Regions from separate parts of the Homo sapiens genome. Here all the other regions are linked to region 1. The links are chromatin loops, found by intact Hi-C in ENCODE. Cell type or tissue: heart left ventricle. All regions are shown on one strand.

Evidence for each region. Peaks named below come from ENCODE experiments on the same cell type or tissue, not always from the same donor. Only the 100,000 strongest peaks of a DNase experiment are listed, where the experiment ranks them.
Region 2: it touches region 1 in a loop (15-fold over the local background); 55 of 110 quality-filtered maps call a loop at or near these places.
Region 3: it touches region 1 in a loop (10-fold over the local background); 26 of 110 quality-filtered maps call a loop at or near these places.

The regions. Positions count from the first base shown.
Region 1 is chr16:27,453,374-27,461,373 of GRCh38, forward strand. GTF3C1 (general transcription factor IIIC subunit 1) reads right to left here. Exons shown (of 37, transcript NM_001520.4): 37 at 7,240-8,000. The coding sequence ends at 7,977. It overlaps IL21R-AS1 (IL21R antisense RNA 1), which reads right to left and starts at 20. Exons shown (of 3, transcript NR_037158.1): 1 at 1-20. RefSeq lists an enhancer at 3,679-3,728. In heart left ventricle, CTCF peaks have their summits at 3,936 (motif pointing left) and 4,140; DNase peaks (open chromatin) are centred at 2,412, 3,938 and 7,483; H3K27ac peaks cover 2,100 bases.
Region 2 is chr16:27,151,778-27,159,777 of GRCh38, forward strand. LINC02129 (long intergenic non-protein coding RNA 2129) reads right to left here. Exons shown (of 4, transcript NR_170200.1): 4 at 6,834-6,915. LOC105371155 (a long non-coding RNA gene) reads right to left here and starts at 2,354. Exons shown (of 3, transcript XR_950956.2): 1 at 1,743-2,354; 2 at 1,453-1,638; 3 at 1-926. In heart left ventricle, CTCF peaks have their summits at 3,419 (motif pointing right) and 3,624; a DNase peak (open chromatin) is centred at 3,444.
Region 3 is chr16:25,834,492-25,842,491 of GRCh38, forward strand. All of the region lies in intron 1 of HS3ST4 (heparan sulfate-glucosamine 3-sulfotransferase 4), which reads left to right. Among named protein-coding and RNA genes, the nearest start is that of HS3ST4, 150 kb to the left of the region's middle. In heart left ventricle, a CTCF peak has its summit at 4,414 (motif pointing right); no DNase peak of the experiment used is centred here; H3K27me3 peaks cover 1,651 bases.

The sequences.
Region 1 (8,000 bases):
CAGTTGTGAGCAGAAGTGATAAGTCTCACTTCTGGGCAGAGCATTTTTCAGATGGCTACCACACCCCCTGGGGTGTTTTTCCTCTGTCACAGAGACAGATGATGATGGTGACTGCTCCATCTGCCTGGGCACCTGGGTCCTTGAGCAAGGAGATACGGACTGAAGTTTCAGTTCACTTGTGATAGACGTGTATCGTGAGCAAGGAATCAATCCTTTGTTGTTCTAAGCTGCTGAGATGGGGCTGTTTGTTACCACAGCATAACCCTGCCTACCCTAGCTGAATCAATGAGCTGATAAATTTCCTTTTTTGCTTAAGCTGGTTTGAGGTGGGTTTCTGTCCCTTGCAGCAGAAAGTGTTCTAGCATTATTCTGATATTATCCCCACAGTAAGGACTCTCCTTCTATCCTAAGGAAGGACCTTGTATTAGTCCTTGTGTCACTATAAAGAAATACCAGGCTAGGCTGGGATCACGCCTATAATCCCAGCACTTTGGGAGGCCGAGGCAGGCGGATCCCTTGAGGCTAGGAGTTCAAGACCAGCCTGGCCAACATGGCAAAACCCTGTCTCTACTATAAATACAAAAATGAGTCTGGCATGGTGGCACATGCCTGTAATCCCAGCTACTCAGGAGGCTGAGACACGAGGATCACTTGAATCCGGGAGGCAGAGGTTGCAGTGAGCTGAGATGGCGCCACTGCACTCCACGCTGAGCGACAGAAAGATCCTGTCTCAAAAAATAAAAAAGAGAAATACCAGGGTCTAGGTAATTTACAAAGAGGCTTAATTGGCTCTCAGTTCTGCAGGTTGTGCAGGAAGCATGGCACCAGCATTTATTCTGGGTGAGGCCTCAGGAAGCTTCCAATCACAGCAGAAGGCTAAGGGGGAGCCTGCGTGTCACCTGGCAAGAGTAGGAGGAAGAGAGCAAAGTGGGAGGTCCCAGACTCTTTTAAACAACCAGATTGGCTGGGCACGGTGGCTGACGCCTGTAATCCCAGCACTTTGGGAGGCCGAGGTGGGTGGATCACCTGAGGTCAGGAGATCGAGACCAGCCTGAGCAATATGGTGAAACCCCATCTCTGCTAAAAAAAAAAAATACAAAAATCAGCTGGGCTTGGTGGCTTGTGCCTGTAGTCCCAGCTGCTTGGGAGGCTGAGACAGGACAACTGCTTGAACCCAGGAGGCAGAGGTTGCAGAGAGCCGAGATCACACCACTGTACTCCAGCCTGGGCAACAGAGCCATACTCTGTCTCAAACAAAACAAAACAAAACAAAAACAAACAAACAAACCCACCAGATCTCCCATGAAGTGACTGAGCGAGAACCCACTCATCACCAAGGGGATAGTGCTAAGCTGTTCAGGAGGGTCTGCCCCCATGAATCACCTCCCCGCAGGTCTCACCTCCAACGTTGAGAATCACAGTTCAACATGGGATTTGGAGGGGACAAAGAGCCAAACCATATCACCCCATTCAAAGGGCCCAGAAGACCAGGCTCCAAGGGCAAGTCATTTGCTGTCGCTGCGCCTCAGTTTTCTCTTTTATAAAGTGGAGGTTAGGAATCAGCCTCTTGGCTTGCTCCAGGAATGAAAACAGAGGGTGGAGCAAGCCCTTATTAGATGTCAGTTGTCTTAGTGTTTTTGTTTGTTTTTTGTTTTTGTTGTTTGGTTTTTAGACAGAGTCTGACACTGTCACCCAGGCTGGAGTACAATAGCGTGATCTCTGCTCATTGAAACCTCCGCCTCCCAGGTTCAAGCAATTCTCCTGCTTCAGCCTCCTGAGTAGCTGGGATTATAGGCACGTGCCACCACACTTGGCTAATTTTTGTATTTTTAGTAGAGACGGGGTTTCACCATGTTGGCAAGGCTGGTCTCGTACTCCTGACCTGAAGTGATCTGCCCGCCTCAGCCTCCCAAAGTGCTGGGATTGCAGGCGTGAGCCACCACGCCCGGCCAGAGGTGCGTTGTCTTTCTATCATCACCTTGAGCTAGGCTCCAGGTCAGAGGAGAAGAGGGCTGTGGCCCCAGCCCTTCCCAATCTCCTTCCCAGAGAGTTCATAAATGCTTCCCTCCAGATGCCTTGAAGCTTGCACTGCTTTCTGCTGGGATTCAACGAACACATAACCCCAGCTCTCCAACCATCAACAGTTCCTGCGAGATCTCAGCCTGGGATGCTGTCTGGGGGTCCCAGATGCTCTAACAAGGGAAGGAGACAGAGGGAAGTGAAGGCCCAGAAAAAGGCAGTGATTTGCCTGGAGTCCATCATGCTCTGCCCCATTCCTGAGCTCCTTTTGGTCCCCCCGCTGGAGGTGAAAGCCCCTTCCTCCCTCCTATCTGGGGATGTTGTTTGCCTGAGCCCGGCTGCTGGCCCCATGGTATGGCACAACCCTGCACAGCCCACCCAGTCCCAGGGCACCGGTGGAACCCAAGAAGGGGACTTCCGGTGGAAGATGGAGCAGTGAGCACGTGCACTGCCCCTCCCAGGAGCCCATTCCACTGACAGTAAAGGAAGCAGGCGCTTCCTTTAAACTCTCGACAGGAAAGAAAGCAGGCGCTTCCTTTAAACTCTCGACAGGAAAGAACAAGGAGAGGACTTGTCTGCCATCAGGAAACACCCACGCATTCGTGTAAGATGAGAGGATGGAGTCAAGTCTGCTCGGACGTCACCTTCTCCACTCTGGGTTGGGTCCTTTATTCAAAGTGCAACACCCCACTGCCTGGTTTTGTTTTTTCCATCACACTTATTATACCTTCTCATACATTTGTGTTATTTATCCATCATATTTACTGTCTATCGCCACTACAGCAGGGATCTAATTCTCCGCTGGGTCTCAGAGCCTAGAATAGTGCCTGGTATAGAGCAGGTGCTAAAAAATATTGAATAAGTGAATGAATGAATGAATCAATCAATGGTAGAGCAGTGACTGGCAAAGCAGTATGGAGAGAGGAGGCAACCATCTGCCCCAGACCTAGAAAGGGCACAGAATGAGGTGTGGAGATGAAAACAGGCCGCCTCCTGGGGAGTCTGTAATGAGAGCAAGAGCCCTTCCTTCATTGCTCAGACCATGGGGCAATCATAGGTCTTCCCCCTGTGTCTAAGGGTGACAAATGTGAAGGTTCTTTCAAAAATCGATGGCCCCAGGCCAGGCGTGGTGGCTCATGCCTGTAATCCCAGCACTTTGGGAGGCCGAGGTGGGTGGATCACCTGAGGGCAGGAGTTCGAGACCTGCCTGGCCAACGTGGCAAAACCCCGTCTCTACTAAAAATACAAAAATTAGCTAGGTGTGGTGGTGGGCGCCTGTAATCCCAGCTACTCTGGAGGCTGAGGCAGGAGAATCACTTGAATCCAGGAGCCGGAGGTTGCAGTGAGCCGAGATCGCACCACTACACTCCAGCCTGGGCGACAGAGTGAGACTCTGTCTCAAAGAAAAAAAAAAAATTGATGACCCCAGATAAGAAACCCTTTCATCCTACTCTTTAGGGAGTCTCCCAGCACAATGCTGGCTCCCCCCCCACCCCAAAACAAATCCCATCCCTGGAAGGCGGTGTGATGGGGAGGTCCCTGAGGCTGGCAGACTGGGAATACCAGCAGATCCGCTTTCCAGCCTCCAGCCCTGTGGACATGATTTTACCTCCTGCACCTCAGCTTCCTCATCTATGAAATGAGTATACTGATCAGGCAGACGTCTTAGGGCTATTGTGGGGCCAGAAGTTAATGTGTGTAATGTGCCCAGAACAGTGTCTGGCATCTGGCAGATGCTCAGGAAATCTTGTTGCTAGGATATCATCCATTTTATGGATAAGTCATGCCCTGCCCCAGTCAGTTCTTACTGGCCTCACCCTGGAGCCTGTATGGACCAAGAGCACCTGACATTTGGAAACCAAGGCGAAGTAATGGGAAACAGAGACGCTTGGGTGGCTGCTGCCACCTGCTGGTAAGCACTGCAATATGCAGGTGTCGGCTGAAGGCAGTGCCCGCTCGCTCTGCTGTCCAGGGGGAAAGGGCCACAGAAGTGCATCTGCCTGGCGCTTATAAAGGGGACCCTGGACAATCACCACAGCAGCCCTCTGCGGTAGAGAATACGGGCGATGAGGACAGGGTGAACTGGCAGGGGTTTGCTTAATTCAACAAAGGCTGACTTCTACCCTTTGGGTGGATGGACCTGCGTTGGGCATTGGAGGTAAGGAGGGAGACTCCACGCAGGCACATACATGCACACTCACACACACACATGCCCACACACAAATACATACATACACAGCATGTATGTGCACAGATACACACATTCGCGACTTCAAAACGTTTGTGGAGGCCGGGCGCGGTGGCTCACACCACCAACATGGAGAAACCCCGTCTCTACTAAAAATACAAAATTAGCCGGGCGTCGTTGCGCATGCCTGTAATCCCAGCTACTCGGAATCTGAGGCAGGAGAATCGCTGGAACTCGGGAGACGGAGGTTGCAGTGAGTCCAGATCACGCAATTGCACTCCAGCCTGGGCAACAAGAGCGAAACCCTGTCTCAAAAAAAAAAAAAAGAAAAGAAAAAGAAAAAGAAAAAAAAAAAGTTCATGGAAAATGAATTCAAAGATTAAAAATAAGAAACAAACTGTCTTTCTCAACATAAGTTCCATCAAGGTCAAGACACTTTGGTGGGCGATGAGACCAGCCATTCAGCCCCTCCCTGAAAAACTGAGGGTCCTGGGAATTTTACCATGGCAATGCCATCTTTTTACATTATTAACTGAAGAAAAGTGCCCTTTAAAGTTTTTTTTTTCTTTTTTAGGAAACAAAAAGAAGTCAGAAGGAGCCATATCAGGACTATAAGGTGAGTGCCTAATAATTTGTCATGGAAACGCTTGCAAAATTGCCCTTGTTTGATGAGGAGTGAGCAGGGGCATTGCTGTAGTGGAGAAGGACTCTCTGGTGAAGCTTTCCTGGGTGGTTTTCCACTAAAGCTTTGGCTACTTCCTCAAAACACTCCCATAATAGGCATGCTGATGCAGATGTGCCAGGGGGTCGGTGAGTGAGCCGTGCTGAGGGCGTGTTTTATGTTACAGGCCCGGGCTTCCCAGGGCGTGCACAGACAGATATGGATGGAAATGGGAAGAGGGAAAGTGGGAGGGGCCCTGAAGGAGAGGGGCCCACAGGCTTTAGCCAGATTTGAAATGTTGTATTTAACAGACAATGCATTCATGTATTTGCTTATCTAAGAAAAAGAAAAAAGAATTAAGAGTGAGGAGGGCAAGACTGGGGGGTATATGGAAGCTGGGGACACAAAGCCAAGGTGTCCGGGCCTCGTGCAGGTGCCCATCTGGGCTGTGCATTCCCTGGCCTCTCTGCAGGAGACCAGGAGCCACCACCTAGCACTGTTCTGGCAGCTGCAAAAGGGCCAGAGACCCATTTTTGCCCCTTCGTAGGTTTTGTTTGGTAGTTAGTGCTTAATGTTTCTTTCAAATTTGCATTCCTTCACAGCCTGGGCATACACATTTTAGTTTTCCACAGTTGCTATCACTCCCTAGTATTTAACCCAAGGCCCCTTTCCTCTCATTTGTTACCTGCCTGGCCCCTGAAGGCATCTCAGCTCACAACTACTGGTCAATGCTGTGGCTTCTGGAGATTTCTGTGCAGAGCTTGGAGGGGCAGAGAGCTGTCTTGGAAGGATGGATGGATGGATGGGTAGATGGATGGATGGACAGATGAATGAATGGATGGGTAGGTGGATGAATGGACAGATGGACAAATGAATGGGTGGATGGGTAGGTGGGTGGATGGATGGATGGATGGACAGATGAGTGGATGGATGTGTAGATGAATGCACAGATGAATGGATGGTGGGTGGATGGATGGGCGAATGGATGGATGGATGGATGGATGGATGGATGGGTAGGTGGATAGTTGGGTGGATGGATGTGCAGATGGATGGATGGACAGATGGGTGGGCAGATGAGGGGCTTCATGATGGGTAGGAGGGAGGGGAAGAAGCAACAGATTATCCTTGGGCAGAATGGGGATGTGGACTGGTGTTCACAGAAGCCCCATTTCACCATCTGAGAGCTGTCCCCACCATCCCTATGTCCCATCTCCCAACACATGCCCACACTCTCCATCATCTGGGAGGCACAGGCAAAGAAGGAAACTTGCTGAACCCGACTATGCACTTGCATCCGGTGCTCTTCAGCTCATCTGGCCCTCCCTTGAGGGAGATACTCTTCCCCCAGTTTTCAGACGACAAAACGAAGGCTCTGAAATGTGAATGCAGGGTCAGTTTTTTAGGAAACACTTACTGGATTCCCAAACCTTTCTTCCACCATGCCACACTTTCCCAAATAATTAGTATTTGTACAGTATTTTATTTATGAAGCAGACCACATCCACTATTCTACTTGATTGCCTCAAAAAATCCCATAGAACACTATTGTTTCTACACTTGAATGAAACTTTAAAGGGAAAAAAAATAGACACTAAGACCTGACCAGGCTAGGCAGTGCGGGGACTCACTCTCAGGACTCTGACTCCCAAGTCCCTGCCTTTGTCCCTCCTCATCCAGAAGTGTGGCCCAGAGTGACCAGGGCCCTGGTCCCTCGTAGAGGGAGGATGGAGACATAGGTTGGAAGGTGGGTCAGGTCAGGGGTACATGTTCCCCAGAGGGGACACTTTTCTAGGTGAGAGAAGCTGCAGGTGGGTGTGAGACACAGCTGGCCAGGTCGGGGCACATCCCACCTAGAGGGAGTGGCCTCTGCTTAGCACTTCTGACTGCCACAGGCAGGAAGCTAAGCCCATTGTTACTGGAACTTTCCATTTTAAGAGAAGACAGAAATCTGAATTTTTTTTAAAAAAATGTGAACTCTACATTTTAAAAATGTTGGCAACTAACTTAAAAAAATGTAACAATGTGAGCTCAAGAGAACTTCAAGGGGCCAGACCCATCCCGCAGGCCCTGCCAACACCAGCTGTGCTGAGCTGAGCTGATCGTGGGCCTGGCACTGGGCTGGGAGCTGCTCTGTGGGGGACAGGCCTGGGACCAGCTGAGAAGGTGGTGAGGGAGCTGCCTGTGCCCCTCTCCATCCTGGAGGCCATCTCTCACCTGCTGGCTGAGGCTGGGCGGGGCTGCCGAGCTTAGGATCAGGGCCTTCCCTCTTCCTTTGGTTTCAATGGGAACAGCCATTCCAGGTTGTTCTGCAGCCAAAGCAGGGAGTCCCCTAGGGGAATCACTGATTCTTTAGGAAACACACAAAACAGAATGCATTTTACTTCCCTTTAATCAAAAAATAAATAAGTACACTCCACAGGGACTTTTTTTTTTTAATGAGGAAAAAAGGTGAAAGAACAAAATAAAACAAACAAAACCAAAACCTACAGGGACTCTTCATTTCTGGCCTGCAAGGAATCACCAGCCAGGCTGAGGGACACGGACAGCCAGCCCAGCTGGGGCCTGCCAGGTGACTCACAAGGCTGAAAAGGGAGCCGCTCCGCTCTGGGTGGTTCAGTCCCAGCCAGGGGTTGGGATGTCCTGCCTGCGGAGGGGCCACAGCCCCCATGGGGGGCCCCTCGCAGCGGGGCACACCGATCCCTATTCTGCAAGGTGTATCCCACAAGGCCCTTCCTCTTGGTGGCACCTGGGCACTCAAGGAGCCAGGAGATCCTGCCGAGATGGCTAGAGTCTGGAATGTGAGGTGTGCACAGGCGGGGCAAACTCTGGAGACCCAGAGACAAGAAGCACCAACTCCCAGTGTGATGAGGCCAGTTCCCAAGGGGAAGGCCCAGAAGAGCCTGGGGGATGGGCAGGTCGGGGAGCCCCTCTTTCCAGAGTTCCAGTACAGTGGGAAACGTGTCAGTCTGTGACTCTGGCCAAAGCACCCGTCCCCTGCTGCAGGAGGCTCGGCAGACCCAAGGCCAGGGCACAGTGGGGTCTGCCGAGCACCAGGCAGGAGTGGTGTGGCAGGCGGTGGCTGGGAGGGAGGGGACGCCCACAGGGGTCCTAGAGGTGGATCCACTTGTTCCA
Region 2 (8,000 bases), 300 kb before region 1:
GACCAGGGCAAGACAAGAGCACGGATTGCCCACCCCAAGCAAAAGGCAGACCAGCCAGCAGGAAGCTGTGATCAGGGGATGGAGTGCTCTCATTGACCAGCCTGGATTTCATGCCCATCACGGGGCTACACATCCCCAAGGCCAAGTTCAATGCTTGGCACAGATTAGGCACTCACTGAATACTTGCCTATTATTTCAGTTTACTCTTACTGCATAGTGAACCACCCAAAGCATAGTGGCTTAAAACAACTGTCACTTTATTTAGCTCATGATTCAATAGGTTTGCTGGGCTGGCTCACTGGAGCTGGATGGTCTAAGGTGGTTCACTCACAGGTTAGCAGGCTGGTTCCAGGGGACACACCAGTTGGGCCAGCTTAACTGTGCTCCACAAGGTCTCTTGTCATCCAGCAGGCTATCCCGGGTCTCTTCACATGGAGGTCAAAGGGCAGCAAGAGAGGACCAGCCTCAGTGTGCGAGTGCTTGCCCAGCCTCTGCTGGCAATGCATTTGCTAAGATCCCAGTGACTAAATGTCATCATGTAATCAAGCTGAAATTTCAGATTTGGAGAACTGGACTTCACTTCTCCATGGGAGAGGTGCATTGCACACAACAGGCATAGGAAGCATTTGTGCCATTTTCATTGCAGTCTACCAAAGTGATGGAGTAAATGAGTCAATGAATGAATACAAGGACAGAAAGTGACTCATGAAAAGGTTCTGTGCAAGTTGAGCCCCAGAATTCCATCCAATCTCAGAACCTCTTAGATTCCTCTATCCATGGCAGGAGGCAGAGAAAAGAGCAAAGCCTTCCAATGAGACTCAGTGGCTGGAAAGAGGACTGCAGGAGCTAGGAGCTCACCAATGGTTCCACGTGTTCAACTAAACCTGGGCCTCTTGCAAACTCTCTTCCCCAGGGCCTGGCCCCAACTAAGTGGGAGAGGAAACATGTCAGTGTGGTCAGCTGGTCCCTCTGCCCCGGATCCCTGCTGCCTGTCTCTTGCCCTAGCAACACCTGGCCCAACTGGGAGCATTACTCCAAATCCCCACTATGCCCCCATGTGACGCACAACGCTGGGAAGTGTAATTGCTGTAGTGATTACTTACAGCCATTACATTAAGTTTTAAAATGTTCCCTTCAAATTGAACAATGTTTTTTCAAAGTCAACAGCTGGTTCACAGCTTGAATGCAACCGTTAGGATAAATTAAATAAAAAGGGTAATAAAATCACAGCCTAAATTTAATTTCTGAAGAGTGCATAGGCTCCAAAAAAAATAAGCATTTAAAAATGCCTTTGAAATATAGCCAGAAAAGCAGAAGTTAATTCACTCCCTGATTATGTCAGCTAATGGACACACTGGCACAATTAACTACATAATTGCAGTAGTATAGACAAAGTCCTGAGCTCATGCCCGGGTTCTGCTGTACAGGCCTCGGACCATGGGAAGGACTTACCAGATAGGTGGCTCGTATATGCAGATGTCCCTACAAATAGGCTCAGAAAAGAGCTCCCATCTCTAGAAGCAAAATAACACCAAAGATGATATCCACAGCCTCCATCCCAGCACATCTTCTGGTTGCCTGGAGCTACCTGGAGCCATCTCCCGGACAGGAAGGCAGGGCGGCAAGGGCTTCGTGGCACTGTGTTTGCAAACTTCAGCTACTGAATCCTTTTCACTCAAAGGCAACTTACTTTAGTGATCATCAAAAAAGACCCATCCAGCATTTCTCCCAGGCAACCCTACCTTCCAAGCTTAGGAGTCTGGCAGGACTTGAATCCCACAGCTGTCATTTATTTGCCATGTCACTTTGGACAAGTGATCAGCTCATTTCTCTGCGCCTCAGTCCCCTCCTTTGTAGAAAGGAAACTCATTTGTTCTTTCATACATTCAAGATATATTCAATATATATGTACTGAGCATCTACTCTGAACTAGGCCCTGGCACAGGTAGCCAGGAGATAGCAGCGAAGGCAGAGATCCCTGCCAGAAGGGGAGAAGAGGTGTAGATCCAAGTAGCGGAGATCAACAATGAGCAAGACCAGGACGTACTGTGTATAGAATGGGAGAAGATAATGCTTGCTTGGGGAAAATAAAGTAGGGAAAGAGAATAAGGAGGGAGGGAAGGAGTGTTGTAATTTTAAATAAGGCGTTTGGGGAAAGCCTCACAGAGAAGGGGAGGTTGGAATAATGGCCTGATGAAGTAGGGAAGGAAGCCAGCCACGTGGATATCTGGGTGCAGAGTTCAGGCAAAGGAAAAGTGCAAAGGCCCTGAGGCAGGAGTGCACCAAGAGTAGTCCAGGAACAGCAAGGAAGCCGGGGCGCCAGAAGCACAGAGACTGGTAGAAAGTGAAGTCTGAGGCCAGATGTGGTAGCTCACACCTGTAATCCCAGCACTTTAGGAGGCTGAGGCAGGTGGATCACTTGAGGTCAGGAGTTCAAGACCCACCTAGCCAACATGGTGAAACCCTGTCTCTACTAAAAATACAAAAATTAGCCGGGTGTGGTGGCGCACACTTATAATCCCAACTTTTCAGGAGGTTGAGGCAGAAGAATCACTTGAACCCAGGAGGCGGAGGTTGCAGTGAACCAAGATTGTGCCACTGCACTCCAGCCTGGGAGACAAGAGTGAGACTCCATCTCAAAACAAAAACAAAAACAAAAAAGGAGGTCAGGGAGCTAACAGGAGAATAAGAATAAGATCTAATTCGAAGGGATAATCATGCATCCACTCAACTAGTATTCACTAAGTGCTTAATCCATGTCAGAGAGTTGCTGTGAGGATTAAATCAGATAAAGCGAAAGCACAGGCAGCTCCCAGCATACAGTAAGTGCTCAATACATGTCACCTATTAGAAGAGGACGCCCCTGCACTCTGGGCAGGTGGCAGCATAGACACTGCTCAGGAGAACCTGGGTCCTGGCCCTGCTTTCTTTCCCGGGGTAAGGGTGCAGCCTCACTGCTAGGGAACCTGGTTCCAAAGCCATTAGTGGTCAAAGTTAGTGCCCAGGTTGCTAGGGAAGTTCCTCCACTGTCAGGTTCAAGCATGTAAGGTTTAGGCCACAGCAAGAGCTCTGCTGCTCTCTCGGCTCTGGAAGGGCCATAGCTACAAGGAAAAGGATACAGAAAGCTGACAACCAGGGAGGGAGTCAGGGGAAGTTCATGGCAAATAAACGGACTTTGCTCCTGCTCTGGGGAACCACGCTTGTGCAGCCTTGGCTAAGGAATGGGTCACTTATCAGGGTGTGCATGCATGTGTGTATGTGTGCAGGCGTGTGTGTATGTGTGTAAGTGCGTGTGCACGCTCGTGCATGTAGGCACGTGGTCTCCTGTCTCTAAATCTGTAGCCCACCTGCAATGCTACAATTATCTACTCTTAACGCTCCTTGTTCCCACTCAGCCTGGGCACACGCAATACCCTGGTCGGCCACAAGGGGGCTCTCAGCGTTCCCCTTCCCCCTCCCTCCACCCATTAACGCACTGGGCCGCGGTTTGTGGTGGTGGTACACAAAGGGTTAAAAGCGCCACCTTAGAGGCAGGAGGGTCGCTTGAGGCCAGGACTTCCAGACCAGCCTGGCCAACACAGCAAGTCCCCCATCGCTCCAAAAAAAAATTAAAAATTAGCCGGGCAAACCATTCAAACCATCTCTGATGGGCCAAAACTCGGTGATTGGCACAAGAACCGGTTACAGTCTCTTTACACCTCCGTTTAGGTTACAGTTCACCATGTACGGAGAACCCTTTAGGCCAAACTTAAAATACGTAAGGAGGCAGCTTTAGGCTAAACTTGATTTAACACGTATGAAGGCATGCACAGGAAAAGACCTGGAAATGATGCTCAAAGGGGTTAATAGTGATAGACTCTGGACAGAAGGAAAGGAAGCTATTATTTTCTTAGTTATGTGTTATCCACATTTTCTAATTTTTCTAAACATGTAAAGATAAAATTATATTCTTAAAAATAAATAAGACCTCAGAACAACAAAAAGGAATTAAATAAAGTATAAAATAGAATATAATCAATACGCTGGGTGCGATGGCTCACGCCTGTAATCCCAGCACTTTGGGAGGCTGAGGCAGGTGGATCACTTGAGGCCAAGAGTTTGAGACTAGCCTGGGCAACATGGCAAAACCCCATCTCTACAAAGAAAAAGAATAGAATCAACCACACACACACACACACACACACACACACACACACGCAGATTGTCAGGGAAGTGCTTCTCAATCTTTGTAGCACACATTAATGTCCTGGTCGAATTCAGCAGTTCTGTCATGGGGCCTGGGAGTCTGCATTTCTGACAAGCTCCTGGATGTCAAGGCAGCTGCTCCAAGAATCCCACTCTTTATAGTGGTAAGGCTAGGGGCTTATTGTAATTTCTATCCTAGTGGCTGTCACAATCCCCTTTCTCTTCCTTCTCAGGTCAGATATCTGTCACGTATTGAAGCATCATTTATAAAAAAACAATACTTTGTTGTTGTTTTTTGTGTTTGTTTGTTTGTTTGTTTGTTTTTGAGACAGGGTCTCACTGTCGCCCAGGCTGGAGTGCAGTGGTGCAATCTTGGCTCACTGCAATCTCCACCTTCCAGGTTCAAGTGTTTCTCCTGCCTCAGCCTCCCGAGTAGCTGGGATTACAGGCGTCTGCCACCAGGCCTAGCTAGGTTTTTGTGTGTGTGTGTACTTTTAGTAGAGATGGGGTTTTGCCATGTTGGCCAGGCTGGTTTCAAACTCCTGACCTCAAGTGATCCGCCCACCTCAGCTTCCTAAAGTGCTGGGATTACAGGCAGGAGCCACCATGCCCGGCCATAAAAAACAATATTTAAAATAATTCAAGTATCCATGTATGGGAGACTGGCTACCTGAACCTTGGTATATCTATACAATGGGAGGTGTGCAATAAACGTTTAACAACCAGCTGTCTGAGTGGGAAGCCCTGAGGTAGACAGTTTGCCCATTTCTGTTGTGCAAATACTACCACTGTGGCCTATTTCAAGCCACCTATGTGAAATCAATTGGTTCACAAAATCGCTGAAGGTTTAGCAATCAGTTCTTCGGAGCCAGCACACCATCAGCCAGCTGGTGCCAGCACACCCCACTCTACAGCCATAAATAACATAAACAACAGTGAGGAAGCTGTCTCTGCACTGATATGGAAAGATCTTCACAATACAGTACACTGTAAAGTGGGGGGAAGAAAGCAGATGTAAACCAAAATTAAATTCTAAGGCCCCCTCCGAACCATCTGAATGGACCCCTTCTCTCGGCCAGAGCATTCCAAAACTAACCCAAAAAACTAGTTCAAGGCCGTGATGGAAAGAGGGAGCGAGACACTCCTCGTTATATCCTCCTCCCTTTTGGAATTATGGATAGACAGGCTCTTTAAGTCTGATAAGAAACATTTGTAATCTATTCTCTCTGAAGCCTGCTACCAGGAGGCTGCATCTGCATAACAAAACTTTGGTCTGGGCCAGGCTCGGTGGCTCACACCTGTAATCCCAGCACTTTGGGAGGCCAAGGCGGGTGCATCACAAGGTCAGGAGTTCAAGACCAGCCTGGCCAATATGGTGAAACCCTGTCTCTATTAAAAATACTAAAATTAGCTGGGCATGGTAGTGCGCGCCTGTAGTCCCAGCTACTGGGGAGGCTGAGGCAGAAGAACTGCTTGAACCTGGGAGGCGGAGGTTGTAGTGAGCTGAAATCATTCTGCTGCACTCCAGCCTGGCAACAGAGTGAGACTCCGTCTCAAAAACAAAAAACAAAACAAAAAAAAACTTTGTTCTCTACAACCCCTTATTGTAACCCAGACATTCCTTTCTATTGATAATAACTCTTCAACTAATTGCCAATCAGACTTTGAATCTGCCTATGACTTGGAAGCCCCCACCTCCAGTTGTCCTGTCTTTCCGGATCCAACCAATGTACATCTTATGTGTATTGATTGATGCCTTAAGTCTCCTTAAAATGTATAAAACCAAGTTGTAGTCTAACCACCTTAGGCACCCATTAGGCACATGTTCTCAGGATCTTCTGGGGACTGTGTCATGGGCCATTGGTCACTCATATTTGGCTCAGAATAAATCTCTTTAAATATTTTACAGTTTGACTCTTTTCGTCAACACAGCTTATAGAAGAGTATGTAGGGTTTGCTACCTGTTGTGTAATTAAGGAGGGGGAACATAAATACACACACACACACACACACACACACACACACACACACACACACACACACGGTTGCTTGTATTTGAATAAAAACAAAACAAAACAAAAACTGGAAGGCCAGGTGCAGTGGCTCATGCCTGTAATCCTAGGACTTTGGGAGGCTGAGGTGGGTGTATCACCTGAGGTCAAGAGTTCGAGACCAGCCTGGCCAACATGGTGAAACCTCGTCTCCACTAAAATTACAAAAATTAGCCGGCTGTGGTGGCGGGCGCCTGTAATCCCAGCTACTCAGAAAGCTAAGGCAGGGGAATCACCTGAACCCAGGAGGCAGAGGTTGCAGTGAGCCAAGATCACACCATTGCATTCAGGGCTGAACAACGAGCAAAAACTCTGTCAAAAAATAAAACAAAACAAAACAAAAAAAACACTGGAAGAAGATACAGCAAAGTACTAAATGTGACCATCTACGAGCAGAAGGAGAACACAATGGACAGAGAGATGACATAGATTAGTGCTTTTTGGAAATATCTTTTTATGTTATTTTGATTTTCGAGCGATGTAAATATAGCACAGCATCTATTCCAAAAATCAAATTAGGAAAGAAAACACATAAAATGCAATCCAGTGACCTTGACATTCTTATTGGAGCCACAGGCAGGAACTGCTCTAGAACTCCTGAGGTGCAAGCCGTCCCATTTCTTTACATTTCTGAATCAAGTCATTCCTCCATTAGTTAGTGTATTCGTCTGTTCTCATGCTGTTGATAAAGACATACCCAAGACTGAGTAATGTATAAAGAAAAAGAGATTTAATGGACTCACAGTTTCACATAGTTAGGGAGGCCTCACAATCATGGCAGAAGGCAAAAGGCACTTCTTCCACGGCAGCAGACAAGACAGAATGAGAGCCAAGCAAAAGAGCCAAGCAAAACCATCAGATCTCATGAGACTTATTCACCACTACGAGAGCGGTAGCGGGGGATCCACCCCCATAATTCAATTACCTCCCACCAGTCCGTCCCATGACACATGGGAATTATGGAAGCTACAATTCAAGATGAGATTTGGGTGGGGACACAGCCAAACCGTATCAGTTAGCCTAGACAATGAGTTCAACAATGGTCAATTTCCAGAGTCCTCCTCTCTCTGTGGATCTTACAAGCATCTCAGGATTTGGTTCAAATTAAAAAGGATTCAGTCTTCAGTTTGTGTGGTCACCATCCTCACAGTCTCTGTTGAGGCCAAAGGGCACAGGGCCAAGAATAGACATTATAGCTTACTGCCTAAATTCAAACGCTGGCTCTGCCGTTCACCGGCTGAGTGACCTTGGGCAAGTCGCTGAACTTCTCTGTGCTCCCAGTTTCCTCATTTGTAAAATGGGGGTAATAGCATAACAAGACCTATGAGTTAGTGTATTTAAGACAGTGAGACTAGGGCCTGGCGCTTAGTGAGTGATTATCATATTTGCTACAGATATTGTCACCCTGATTGATGCACAATACCTCTCTTAAAAATCACCCTTTGAGATGGATGATATACGCCCCTCAAAGGTCCTCTCCACTGGCACAACCCTGTTTCAGGCACCGTGAACAATATTCCCAAGGCTTCAGGACTGAAAGTTCAGCTTGCACAGCCCTCACAGAGCCACTCCCACCTGAGACCTGCCACCTTGAAGGGCCCTTTGCAACAAAGCCCATCCACATCCCCATTCCCTCTGCCTCTGCTTCCCAGACAAGCCAGCTAATTCTCCTGCACCTTGTAGCCGCAAACACCCAGTGTTCTTATCACCCACATCAGAGTCTCCTAAAGTGTCCATTAAAAATGCAGAGTCCTGGGTCCACCT
Region 3 (8,000 bases), 1.6 Mb before region 1:
GCCATGGTGGTATGACAAAATCAATGTTGAGAGATGAAAAGCAAGTTGCACAAGTATCTATGTAATGTGTAGCCATTTATAGTATAATTTAAAAATATACAAAACATGCTATATATATGTATATAGTTGCATATTGTGTAGGGATGAATATTTATAAGAAATTAGAGGAGAAGGCCAGGCGTGGTGGCTCACGCCTGTAATCCCAGAACTTTAAGAGGCCGAGGCAGGTGGATCACTTGAGGTCAGGAGTTCGAGACCAGCCTGCCCAACATGGCGAAACTCTGTCTCTACCAAAAAATACAAAAATTAGCTGGGTGTGGGGGCACGTGCCTGTAATCACAGCTACTTGGGAGGCTGAGGCACAAGAATCGCTTGAACCTGGGAGGCAGAGGTTGCAGTGAGCTGAGATCGCACCACTGCACTCCAGCCTGGGCGACAGAGTGAGACCCTGTCTCAAAAAAACCACAAAACACAAAAAACAATAAACCAACCATCCCTCCAACCAACCAAAGAAAAAAACCCAAAAGAAATTAGAGAAAGGAAGGAATGTGGTAGAAACTACACAAGGGGTTTCATCACCATGAGTTAGGTTTTATTTCTTTAGCTAAGTGATAGGTGTGTTGGTTTTCATTCTAAGATTCTTTATGCCTATTTAATGTCTAAAATGTATCATCATTAATTAATTTTAAAAAGAGAGGCTTTCCTAAAATATGCCTCTTAAGTCTCCAGGGCAGCTTTCCTTCCCCCGTTGTTGTTTGAACATCAAAACTCCTGACTACTTGCTAAACATCCCCTGCTAGAGGAATTGCTGAACAAACACTGCCTTGCCATATGAGTCAGTTCAATTCTGTGCATGAGCCAGAGGGCAGCTTCTCTATTTTTTCCTGCTTTCCTACTTGTAGGCTCTTTTTATATTTCAAAGTATTGTCTCACACATTTCATCCTGAAAATAACTCTGTGAGTGAGTGGGGATATTATTATTCCTCAGTTGACAGATGATGAAAAAAAAAATCAAGTTGGCTAACGTTGATTGAGCATTGTACCTACCATGTGCCATCAATAGAGAAAAATGCTTTACATGCACTTCCCAGGAATCTGCTTACAGTAATCCCATTTGACAGATGAGGAAACGGAGGCATAGAGAGGTTGAGGAACTTGCTCAGGTCCAGTAAGTGGAGAAGTCAGAAGTCAAAATCAGGTCTGCATAAGGGCAATTCTGTGCTGTTTCTTTTCACTGAAGAAAAATGTGTTGTGACTTGCCGGGGGCTGATTGGGTTTGGAAACAGATCTGCATTTTCTCTCTTATACCAAAGGGTGAGCCACACTGTTTTGTTTTTGTTTTAACCATCTCTATAAAAAGTCAGACTTCTTGCTTGCGAGCAACAGAAATTGACGCTGGCTCACTGAAGCAGAAGAGAACTTAGTGGGAAAATAAGGGGACTGAGGAAAGGGAAATAGGAGACCATACTTGGAAATGGACAGAAACCAAGGGCATTCCGGAGGGCTGGGTGGCGGAAATCATAGTCATGTCCAGACCAGAAGAGGAACAAGCTGGTCTCTTCTGAGTTGGGAGGTGATCATCCTGAATTATTTTCCTACCAAGCCTACAAAACGGAAGGGCATGATGTTCCCAGGTGGCCTCCCCTCGCCAAATCAGGATATCACTAGGAAGGGGTGAAGGAGTGCTAAGGAGCCAAAATTACAAAAAAATAAATTTCTGCTGTGCCTTCTGTCTTCTTTTGGACCCCTACCCATGCATAGGGGTTCAAATGGATGACTGCACCACATGAAGATGGACTGGGGGCCAGGCAGTCTGTGTCGTAGACATGTAGACAGGAAGTTCATATCCCTAAGCAGGCAGTCCTGTTAACCAAGGAAGGAAAGAAAGAAATACATCTTTGCTGCCTGACATCTCCCAATGGGTAATTAAAATGATGCCACTGCTGATTTTACTACATTCAAAAGTGTTTTAATTTGTATTTAGCCAGAGGCTTTTTAGCAACAGGAACATTTTTACAAATCTAACAAATAATTATAAATAAATAAAGTCTCCACTTCTGCTATTTAGGGGAATGTTTCCTTCAGGTAACACATTTATAAATCCACCCGTTTGACAATATGGAGCTAAAATAACAGTAGAGCTTGAACTGGCTGCTTAAGTGACAGTTGAAATGGCGTGTTTGTCAGCGTAGAAATGAAAAACAATATCATGCAGGGAGGTAATCTAGTCCCAGAGGCACTATGGACTATAAATGTTAAATTACAATAGACCCAGAATATAACCTTGCATAATTCTTGAATAAAGGATATAAGGAACAGAAAACCCAAGGTAGCAAGAATTCATATTAAAGGAAGCCTACACAATTTATAGTTAAGGTGACTTCAGGACTATGGATATGGTACCTCCCAAAATGTACTCGACAACTGGTTCATCAGTAACACTGGCCATCGTAATGAGAAAGGACATTCAGAGAGGCATTGTTATGTGGTTTTGTGCTCACCTCTTCTCTTGGGACTCATTTTGTCCCCAGATCTTTCCAGGTCAGTATGGGTTGAGACCAGTCATGGTTGATTTTCCAATCCGCAGTTCATGGATGATTTCCAATGGAGTTAGGCGATGGCAGATCCCCTTCTCCAGTATAACAGCTGACCTTACCTTGGGGACTAGGGTCAGCCATGAGATTTCTGCTGCAGACGATCATTGTGTCAAAAAACTCATTGGATGCCATTCAGCTCATTCACGTTCAGAGGAATCACATGAGGATCCTGGGTGTGAACCCACACCCACATCTTGCTTTCCTCTCATTTTGGATGAACAAGGCCCTAGGTAGGCAAACCGGGATTATGTACAGACTCAGGGGGAAGTGTTTTTTGCTGGATAAGGAATATGTGAAAAAAATGATGAGGATTATTTTCCAGAAATTTTCCAGGAACTCTTAAGGAATGAAAGAATCTTGTTTTTAAAAAGACTAGGGCATGGGGAGAGAGCAGAGAATAAGAACGCTTTCTCATGTCAGATATGCTGACATTATAGTAGCCAAATGTCTTTAAGATGGGGAGAGCTCAGTGCCTACCTATGGCTATCTATTTGATGGGATATGTGAATATTCCAACCAGGATAGTCCTTTGTAAGGCGCATGTTAGGGTACAGGTCCTATATAACAGATTCACTGAAGAAATATGTGTAAATCATATTTTAAATGCACTGACAGGTCTCACTCTTTAAAAAAAAAATCCTGTTGCATATTAAATACTTCTCTTGGGACTTAAATCGTCACTTTATTTATTTATTTTTTTACTTTTATTTTAGGTTCAGGGGCTACATGTGCAGCTTTGTTTTATGGGTAAATCGCATGTCACTGAGGTTGGGTGTAGGAATGGTCCCATCACCCAGATAGTGAGCATAGTACCCGAAAGGTAGTTTTTGAACCCACCTCCCTCTCCCCCACTTCCCCCTCTTGTAGTCCGCAGTGTCTACTGTTGCCATCTTGATGTCCATGTTTTCCCAGTGAATAACCACTTTAATTGAAAGGAGGCAGCCCAGCATGAAGGTGCAGAGAACGGACCCTGGAACCAGATTGCCTGGGTTAGAACCCCAACTCTGCAGCTTCTCAGCTATGTAAATGTGCTTTGGTTTCCCAGATGCTAAACAGGAATACTAATAGAGAAATATGCTGGAATCGTGTATCCTACTTATTCAGTCGATATTAACGACTACCGCTGCTATTTAACTACATCAAGTTTGCTAAAAGCTATCTTAGCTTTAGTGGGACTACAGTGCAGGCTTCTTCTTATCTTAGTTAGTTTTCCCAGAAGTACTTATCTGACCCGATTCATTCTCTTTATTGCATGCTCTCTCTCTCTTTCATTCAGCATTTACTTATGCACCTGCCATTTGTCAGACATATGTGGCTGGTTCTAACAAAAGGCAAAGATAATAGTTTCAGCTCTCAAGGAGCTCAGTCTAATGGCAGAAAACCAACAAATATAGGATCGTGATTCATATTTGCAGTTCATTCTTCCATCTCTCTGTTACTGGTAAAATTTCCTCAGCATGCTATTTACCCTGGAGTCTTTGGATAATTCCACAGTGTCCTTAGTTGGCTATTTAGGATCTGGGGTGGGTTTATTTCTCACGCTCTGTCTTTAGAACACCAGTCCCTTCTAAGTCTTTTCCTAGACCCGCCCACTCTTGAGATCTATAACTGGGTTTGCGTCCTTCCAGAGAAGCTAGAATAGGTCCAGCCCACTGAGATGGCTCTTAACCACGAATCACTGCAGACTTTCAAAATAAGGCCAACACTCAGCCGAGAAAAGAGCGAAGCCCTTTTTGGGTCACTTTTTTCACTAATCCCGATGAGATGGGGGAGGTGCCACCAGAGAATTCTCTTTTGTGATTTGCCTTCCCTGCCACTAGGTGTCACTGTTCTACATAAATAAAATGAAATCAAATCGGTCTTGGCACTGTGGAATTTGGCCTTTGGTTAAGGGGATCTGGCAGGTTTAGGGACCTCTTCATTTTGAAGTTGTCAGATAACCATCACTGCCACCTAAAGACTGGCTACAGTACAGGAACCGACCCTGAGTAAAAAGTCTTGAAATTAAAGTATCTGACATGTGTAAATCCAGGACTCTGTATATATCCTCCTTGGTATTGATCCTTTAAAAACAGATCTCTAAAGATTAACTTCTTGGAACAAAGATAATATATTTATGGAATGTAGGGAGTGTATCACTTTATTATTTATGTAGCTGTTTGGGAAGATGTATCTGATTTTATGAAGACATCATGAAGAAAGCAAAGGAAATCTCACAAAGGAAGACTTGGCTGTCTTGCTGGTGACCTTCCCTTTGAAAGACAAAAGGAAGCAGAAACTCACAGAGATAACATGTGAAATCACCCATTGGATCTTCCCTTCCTCCATTTTTGTTTTAGAATATTCCCATAATTTTCTACCTTTAAGACAGTTAGTAGTGGTTTCTCAGCCATTATGCATGTTTATCAGGAAAATAAAAACATCCTCTCCACCCTCCGGACTAGCATTCTCATTGAGTGATCTCCAATTTCTGATACACAGGAGACTTCTCTTTCAGTTATTTACATGGTCTTTTTCTTTTCCTGACAATAGGGCTTTGTGTTATATTCTAGTGTTTATAAAAATGCCAGGGTCTCACAACAGTGATCAGTGAATATCGCTCTTCACTGTTTTGTCTATGATAAATTTTTAGCATGAGAGTCTAGGTCAGTCATAAGAGGCTCTAGGATGGATTTTTCTGCCTTGACATGCCCCACTCTTGGAAGAACATCTAATTTTATTGTTGAAGTGATGATCACAAAAGCCAATCAGCACTGCGAACTTTATGTGGCATTGAACTTGAGCTCCATTTTAAGGCAGGTCCAATCCCTTTGCTGAAAAAAGGTTAACACTCCTGGTCAAAAGGAAGAAAGTATAGGCCGAGAAGAAACCATATGTGGAATACTTTTATCATGAAATATTTGTATTAGAAGACAGTGGTTAAGTCCAGAATGATATGGTTGAGTTATACCTTCCATGGCCTGTCAATCAGTGGAAACTAAAATGTTCTTTCTGGTCGATCTCTTCTTACAACACCATAAGGCACCCTTGATCAACAGTATATCACTTTCATACTGATACTCACTGGTGCATGATTGGAGAGTGATAGAGACAGTTCAGATAAGGTTCCTGTCGACAATTTTCCTTAAATCTCTTTGACATAAATGTCCCAAAAATTATTTCTGGGAAGCCTTTTGTTGCAAACAGCTGACAGAGAGTTTCAGTTATGGCAGTAGGAATTTAAAATAGGTTTAGGATTCCTTTGAGCATTTTGAGACGCAACTACTACAATCCAGAAACCCACATGGCATATGGATTCTGTGAAGTCTTTTGGTATCTTGACTGTTCCACCAAAGGGTGTTTCAATAGGTTAAGTTAAATAACTCTCATATTTTATTTTACTCCTAATATCAAATAAGTTGTTGGTCATCACGTAGCTTCCAGCCTAGCTAGTGTTTCTATGCAAATAGTTCTTAGATACTATCATATTATGATGGTAAAGATAATGTAATATCAGTTTCCTGGAATATAAAAGTGATTTTTTTCCATAAAGGGCATTTTACAATGGATCATTAATTCATTTTATGAGGACCTTAATGTTTTGAGCACTGTAAAGAAATAAAGTATCAACCTACTGGGGCCAAAACTGATTCAGCAAAGAATTTAATCACCTACAGAACATCCTCTTATAAGGTATTACACATCCTTACAGCTTGGATCAAATAAACACTGTGGAGTTTTTATTGGTAGAAGCAGCACCCAAATATTACACATGAAAGAGCCTGGGATGCCAAACCCAATCCATGGGCCATCTGTGGTCAAGTAAGCTTATTGGTCTAAGACAGAAGACTCTCATAGTTGGCCAAATGAGATTTGTATTTACTTTACTTTAATTTATATTTGTTTGTTTATTTATTTATTTATTTATTTATTTATTTATTTATTTATTTATGTTGAGACAGAGTCTTGCTCTGTCACCTACGCTGGAGTGCAGTGGTGCGATCTCTGCTCACTGCAGGCTCCGCCCCCCGGGGTTCATGCCATTCTCCTGCCTCAGCCTCCCAAGTAGCTGGGACTACAGGTGCCCGCCACCTCACCTGGCTAATTTTTTGTATTTTTAGTAGAGACGGGGTTTCACTGTGTTAGCCAGGATGGTCTCGATCTCCTGACCTCGTGATCCACCCTCCTCGGCCTCCCAAAGCGCTGGGATTACAGGCGTGAGCCACCACGCCCGGCCACTTTATTTTTTTGAAACAGAGTTTTGCTCTGTCACCCAGGCTGGAGTGCAGTGGCGTGATCATGGCTCATTGCAGCCTCAACCTCCCCAGGCTCAGGGGATCCTCCCACTTCAGCCTCTGGAATAACCGGGACTATAGGCAGCTAATTTTTGTATTTTTTGTATAGATGTGGTTTCACCATGTTGCCCTAGCTGGTCTAGAACTCCTGGGCCCAAAATATCTGCCTACCTTGGCCTCTGAAAGTGCTGGGATTATAGGTGTAAGCCACTGTGCCTGGCCTGTATTTAATTTTCATATTTATTTAATATTAAATAATCTTCTAATATTTTATTCCTTCAGATTTTATTCAAAACCAGAGACAATCTCATGGAGCTCCTTGTGTCATTAGATTCACCTTCCCGAGTAGGTCTCAATTGTCTTCCAGTCTATGAGTTTCCAATGAATATGGCATAATGGGAACTAGAACCTGCGTCTGTGGGTGGTGTGGAGACTATTGCTTCAATATGTTTTCCCATTCTTGTAACTGTCATTATGGTCTTAAACCCAGAGCTGTAATGAACAGTATGGGATTATCCATAGATAAGAGTCCTAAAGACATTCTGATAGAGGCTTATAATCAGTACAAATTGTAATGGCCGTAGAAGGAGTTGTTCTGCAGATGGCTTTATTCTTGAGTACTCAGCACCATCTGGCACTTTGGGGCTGAGCCCAGCCCTACCACTACAAAAAACCATATTTGCAATATATTGGCACAAACATGCAAGTCAATGGCTCCTTGACATTTTGGACTTTTTATCGTATGGCAAGTCCAGCTGCAGAGCATGCCCTTTTCCAGTGGGCAGAGAAGTGGCTCAGTTGAGGTTGCCTTTTGTTGAAGAAAAGGTCACCTTAAGGAGTCTTAAAGCTTTAGCTTAAATTTTTGGAATTACACATGGCACTATGAACCACTTCTTCCAGGTCGAGAGAAATACTTGTAGTCCTGATATTAACATCTAAGAATTTCACATGGAAAGATCTGCATTTATGTTAACACACACTGAGATAACTGACACAGTCAAACAACATGGACTTCTTCCAATCTGCTCTTAAAAACTTCCCACAGATTTCAGTGATCGTATATGCCCCACTGTACTGTGATTTTTTATTTTTCTTGCTTCTCTTTAGCCCACGGACTGTGATGTTTTGG